Linked DNA regions of Homo sapiens: region 1 is linked to region 2. The links are chromatin loops, found by intact Hi-C in ENCODE. Cell type or tissue: PC-3. All regions are shown on one strand. Each heading gives the region's core, and the rest is flanking DNA. Links, peaks and the distances in the headings are about the cores only. Region 1 overlaps REEP3 (receptor accessory protein 3). Region 2 has its middle 190 kb from the start of REEP3.

The links. A loop is a pair of places that touch in the nucleus more often than their neighbours do. Peaks named below come from ENCODE experiments on the same cell type or tissue, not always from the same donor. Only the 100,000 strongest peaks of a DNase experiment are listed, where the experiment ranks them.
Region 1: it touches region 2 in a loop (9-fold over the local background); 4 of 110 quality-filtered maps call a loop at or near these places.

What each region holds. Positions count from the first base shown.
Region 1 is chr10:63,552,875-63,555,791 of GRCh38, forward strand. All of the region lies in intron 1 of REEP3 (receptor accessory protein 3), which reads left to right. Among named protein-coding and RNA genes, the nearest start is that of REEP3, 33 kb to the left of the region's middle. In PC-3, for the core only: no CTCF peak of the experiment used is centred there; DNase peaks (open chromatin) are centred at 347, 747, 1,347 and 1,977; H3K4me3 peaks cover 2,270 bases; H3K27ac peaks cover 2,500 bases.
Region 2 is chr10:63,710,865-63,713,781 of GRCh38, forward strand. No RefSeq gene overlaps it. Among named protein-coding and RNA genes, the nearest start is that of REEP3, 190 kb to the left of the region's middle. RefSeq lists an enhancer at 2,412-2,917. In PC-3, for the core only: no CTCF peak of the experiment used is centred there; a DNase peak (open chromatin) is centred at 1,577; H3K4me3 peaks cover 494 bases; H3K27ac peaks cover 2,500 bases.

The DNA of each region.
Region 1 (2,917 bases), core at 310-2,809, 160 kb before region 2:
CACATGTTTGTTTCTTTTTCTGTCAGGTTGTCCCAGATAGAAATAAAGTTCCCACCTCTCTGATTTTCTTGTAGTAAGAAAGTACTTAGACATTGTCTTTGTCAGTTGACCATCTCAAGAGAACATGGAGAATACTCACAAATGCTTTTACAATGACTTAATTTTTATGTTCTGGTTGTTACTTCTGTAATGTAACTTCTGTTATTGTTCACTTACTTTACAAAATAAGAAGACCAAACCTTTTTTTAAAGCCCCGTTAATGAAAGACAGTAAACAGGCAGTGTGGCTCTGAGAGGAGGGAGAGCTCACAACATGAAGAGCGAGATTGTTCTAGCTACAGGGAGTGGCATGGGAAAAAATTACTGTGTTGGAGATGCTGGAGGTATTAGAGTGATTTGAATAAATGGAATGAAGGAAGTGGTTTAAGAAATATGAAAATAGAATGTTTTGGTTTCCAAATCATCACAAATTTAATTTTCATTAAAAAGCGATAGCAAGTTCACTGATGTATCCCTAGTGATAGAAAAACACAGTGCCTTGACATGTAGTATGCCGTCAGTGATACCTGTTATTGTTTAATGGAGACTTAAAAGATTGTTTGAAAGCAAAATATTAAATTAACCTGGTGAAGCGTTTTCATGCTCATTGGTGAAGTGCCTGTAGGTGACTGTAGCTTAGACTGTACATTAGGTATGAATGTTCTATGGGAGGGCTTGGCCAGAATTTTATATCTGAGTTCAGTTTAGAGAAGTTCACTTTGTGGTCATGTGATACTGAATGAATTGCACAGAATAGGGTAGAATTTGTGTTTATGGCTTTCCTTACTCATCCTCCTTTAATTTGTAGAGACGGATGTATTTCAGGAGAGGAAATTTTTTGCAATGTTTTCACAATTGTTTGTACATGTTTTTTCTTCACCAGAAGCTTTTTAAAACTTAGATTGGCCGGGGGCGGTGGCTCACGCCTATTTGTAATCCCAGCACTTTGGGAGGCCGAGGCGGTTGGATCACAAGGTCAGGAGATCGAGACCATCCTGGCTAACACGGTAAAACCACGTCTCTACTAAAAATACAAAAAATTAGCTGGGCGTGGTGGCAGGCGCCTGTAGTCCCAGCTACTCAGGAGGCTGAGGCAGGAGAATGGCGTGAACCCGGGAGGCAGAGCTTGCAGTGAGTGGAGATCGCACCACTGCCCTCCAGCCTGGGTGACAGAGCAAGACTCCGTCTCAAAAAAAAAAAAAAACCTTAGATTGCAATTGAACTTTCACGTTATCTTTAAGTCAGTGGGCCTAATGGTAAGTTCAAATTTTACACATCCTGTGCTTAAGGGGCTAAATAAAGTAAACAACTCCTCTGAGTCAAGAGTTACTCAGGAATCAGGAATTGGTCAGATCATGAGTAATCATTTGATAGGAATTAAAGGGTGTGATGATTGTTGATTAAAGACATGCATATTCCTTTATGTAGACTTAGTATACAATCAGAAAATGGGTCTCAGATATTTTTTTTATATGACAGTAGTATGCCTGTGGAATTACAATTGTTTAGAGAACTTCGGAATATTGACATCATCGAACTGTTAATATTGGGGATCTGCTATGAGCTATACATTGTATGAAATACAGGTTTTCTTTGGGGGACAGTTTTTTGGTATAGAGGAAAGAGCACAGGTCTTCAAATTAGAAGTTCTATGTTTTGGCTTTAACACTTGCTATGTGCTTAATTCATAAGATCATTAATCTCTCTAAGCCTTACTTTTATCATCTGTAGAACTAGAACAATAGCACCTACCTCGCCTATGAATTTTCTGTGTGTAATGACAATCAGGATGGAAAAATTGCAGCTGGAAAACTGTGGAGTGCTGTAGATTGTAGGGACCATTGTCTTCTTTCAGCCCTATGAGCCATTCTGTGGTACTCTACCCACAGGATGCTGAGTTACTGGAGTGCTTCAAGGGTTTGTAGCCCTTGATTCTACAGTGTACTCTGTTCCAAGTTCAGCATTCTTCTAAACATTTTTTTGTTGGGGTCTACCACATGGTAGGCCCTTGTGGTTGTAGTGGGGCGTGGCTAGTGGGGAGAGAGTGAGGAGATGAGGAAGTTTGAGTCTGAGTTGCTGTAGCTTGATTTTTTTTCCCCTCTAGTTTCATCTTTACCTTTCCTTTTAGAATAGAAATTATAGGCTCTGGAGTAAAATTAGAAATGTAGCTCCAATTTAGCTAAGTTTAGCTCTAACATGAAAATTCCAAGTTTCATAGCTTTTGATGAGTATTATGAAAAACATAAAGTCTTTCAAAGGAATTTCCACTGTCTTTTTCTCTCCTTCATGGTTTTAAACATGGGGACCTTTGGTTATAGAATTCAGGATTTGGGGCTGTTGTTGTTTTTTTCCCCATGGGTTTGACTCTTTCTCCTTGTATGGAATTTTCATATTTTTCTTTAAGGTTTAGTCACTTAACCATTGTTTTACTAAATGGGAATTCTCTACTGACAGAGATTTTTAGCAACAAATGTATTTTTCTTAAAATTTGTGTAAGACAAAAATTACATATTATTTTGGCAGTGATCATGCATGACCTTTGCTACCTGATGGCTGCCATGGCAGAAAAACTCATGTAGGAAGTTTATCACAGGGAGAATATACACAGGTACCTTGGTTATCAGTAGACTTTGCACTACTTGTAACCATTTAGTCTACTCTTTGTAACTCTCTCTTCTTTTATCATGATGTCTTACATTTATTTTTGCATCTAAGTGAAGGATAGAGCGTGGCAAAAGTCCAGATAACCTATAATGACTTTCACATTACTTTAAAAAATCCAGTTAACCAACGTACTGTACTGACAACATATTGCTTAATCATAATCAGTTTTAATCCAACACCAAACTAAGCATAATATTGTCACACATTGGTTTGTT
Region 2 (2,917 bases), core at 146-2,645:
GCTCATATGAGTAGGGTGGGAAAGAAACTGCCAGTTCTGTGGGAAGCTAAATTTAGGGCAGCCCACCCCACTGGGAGAAGGGGGGAAGCCCCTGTTCCACTTGGCTTGTCCAAGCCACCCCAAGTGACCTCCCAGAGTCCCTTTTAGACAACTTTGCTTGTCATACACCAAACTAAACCCTTGACCCAGCCAGTTGCTTAAAATCCTTCATCTGCTTCACCACTGCCTTCAGGGTAAAGTCCAAGGAGTTGGTTGTCCGAGAGTCACCATCTGGCCCAACCCAACTATTTGGTCTTTCCGTGTCACCCTCCACCTTATACTGTAAACTCCAACTGTCCTGGATGACCTGCTGTGCTCCAAGCATTTCATGTAACAAAAGCTTTCAGTGTCTGGAAGACTTTTGCACCATGCGTCTTCCTGGAATGTATCTTGCTGAGCACTCTGTCCCCCAAATTTTGTCATGATCAAAGCCTGCTCATCATCTGTTTCAGCTCCACTGTTTCTCTCTCTGGAAAACATTCCCAGATCTTTAATCCCCATACCCTGCATAATTAATCATTGCTTCCTCAGAGTTCCCATGGCACTTGGTTCACACTGCTAGCATGCACTTATCACCTTGTTAAGCAACACATCCACGGCCTCCCCTAGATTACCAGTTTCCTGAGCACAGAGACCTTGTCTTACTTGTCTTTACAGCTTAAGCCGTACTGGGCTGCTCTCCATGGGACTGAGCCTGCTGGCCGCACTGTGGCATCCTGCCCTTTATTCTGTATTAGGGAGCATACCTTACGGCCAAGGCTTACTGAGCAGTTGTACAGGCCTTTCCCTGGTGATAAGAGAATCTGAAGAGGACTAGGTACACCTTGTCAAAATGCTGGAATTTGTATCCAGGTTGGAGAGTGCCTAACACATTTGGGAAGAAACAAAATTGGGGTAAGAAGCAGCCCGATTTTTTAAAATAAGTTCTTAAAGGGTCAGTGGGACCGAATGCCTTGAGGAATAGCTACTGATACAGAAGATGACCTAGTTTGTAAAAAGAACAGCATAATATTTTAAATAAAGGTTTTCCTCCTTTTGACCTTTTTCCAGTATGACTGTATTGCTGTTAACTTTATTACTGAAGCTTAATGCCCACGATACCAGGAAGCACTTCTAGAAACAGCTGTGAATGTGGCCATTCATGGGTTTTGCCCCCACCATCAGGGCATGTGGGGAGGGATTTCTGTTTCCGCTGCCATGGTGCCTGTGTTTTTCCTGTGAGTACTAATGAAAGGCCCTTAAATTAGACCACACAGAGTTAAGGGAAATTGTTTATTCCTTCATTTTCATCATACCAAGGAACTTCAGAGATTTGGATCTATACACTTTGACCTCTAAGGAGTTTTAGAACAAAGGTGTGATGTCCAGAAAGATAAGAATCAGCAGGTCACATGGCTTTTCTGAAGGTTTATTCAGTCATCCCAGGACATCTAAAGGCAGGCAGATGCCAAAGTACACACGGGGCATTGGGTGTGAGCCTGATGAGAGCAGAGACCGGGAGGCCTAATGGAGGGGCTGGCACAGTGACAGTCTTCAGGACTAGTCTGGCCTGTGCAGCAGCTGCACATGTTCCTGGGATCAGAGCCAGCTGGTGGCTCATGGCAGTGGTTTCTGGGTCCTGGCTCCACCCCAAGACAGGCTCGAGCTCCTTAGCCCTGACCTGGCAATAGCTTTGTTCTGGCTTCACACTGAAGTTTGGCTGCTGAGCCAGAAGGTGAAGGCAGAACCTTGCACTGTCACCCATGCCCTCCTTCCAGCCTGATACACGGGCTGCCCCAGGCAGGGCCAGGGACCAGTGGGAAAAACCAGTCCTCCGGGGTGAAACTTCCATCATCCTCAAAACTTTTGTAGTGGTCTTGCCCTCTTTGGGTCTTCTGGGGGCACTTCAGTGTTGCTATCTGTGCATAAGGCCTCAGGTTAAAGTAGATGTCATATGGGATGGAGCAGAAATCTGGCAGGAGATGCCCTGGCTGTAACAATCCAGAAACATTCAGAGATGACTCTGAGACTGGATTTCAAAACTGGCTTTGGTTTTGCAAGAAATGCCACCCCAGATCTGGTTCTCCAAAATACAGTATCAGGAAACCCACAAAATAAGATGGATTTTAATCTCTATTAGAACATTTCCCAAACATTCCAAATAAAACATCACTAGTGACACTATTGGATATTGATGCTTTCAGTCTTTCCTCAAGTGTGGATAAAGCATCTTCAGAACATTTTAGTAGCTTTATTGATTGGAACAGGCAATCTAAGTAAAAGCAAAGTGCTTGCTATGCAAATAAAGCTTCTAGACAAGACTCCAGTCTCCCTCTGGCAGCAGCTTGCCATCCCAAACCCCTCCCATCTGGGACTCTGAAATCTGCTTTTAAAATACAGTCTGTATTTGCATGTCCCAACACCCCCCTCCTTGTTTTAGTCTAATTCTCCCAGGTTGAGAGAAACACAATAAAGGAAATTTTGTTGTTGTTGTTTTCAGTGCTTCCTTTTCACAGACTCTTTTTTTGGAAACCGCAACCTCGGATCCCAGCAGAGCTTCCTGGGGACTTGAAGAACATCAATCAGTTTCGCAGCTGGAGGCCGAGGCTTTCCTCAGGGAAGACTTTTTACATAAAACAGATTGTACTTTGTCCTTGCCAGGGCAGACAAAGATTTAAATTAAATATGCAGAAAGCTCCAGTTGGCTGCCTGCCACAGCCTGGGAGAGGGGGAAGGGAGATTGTGTCCCCACTCTCCTTCCTTTCTCTCTAGTTGTTTCTTTTTCCCATTTCTGTTATTACAGTGATAGGAGCCAGCAGTTAAGAGACTTGGGCTTTAAGCTGGGATTTTCTGTAAATTCACTGTGTGATGTGATACAAGTCACTCAGCCTCTGGGACC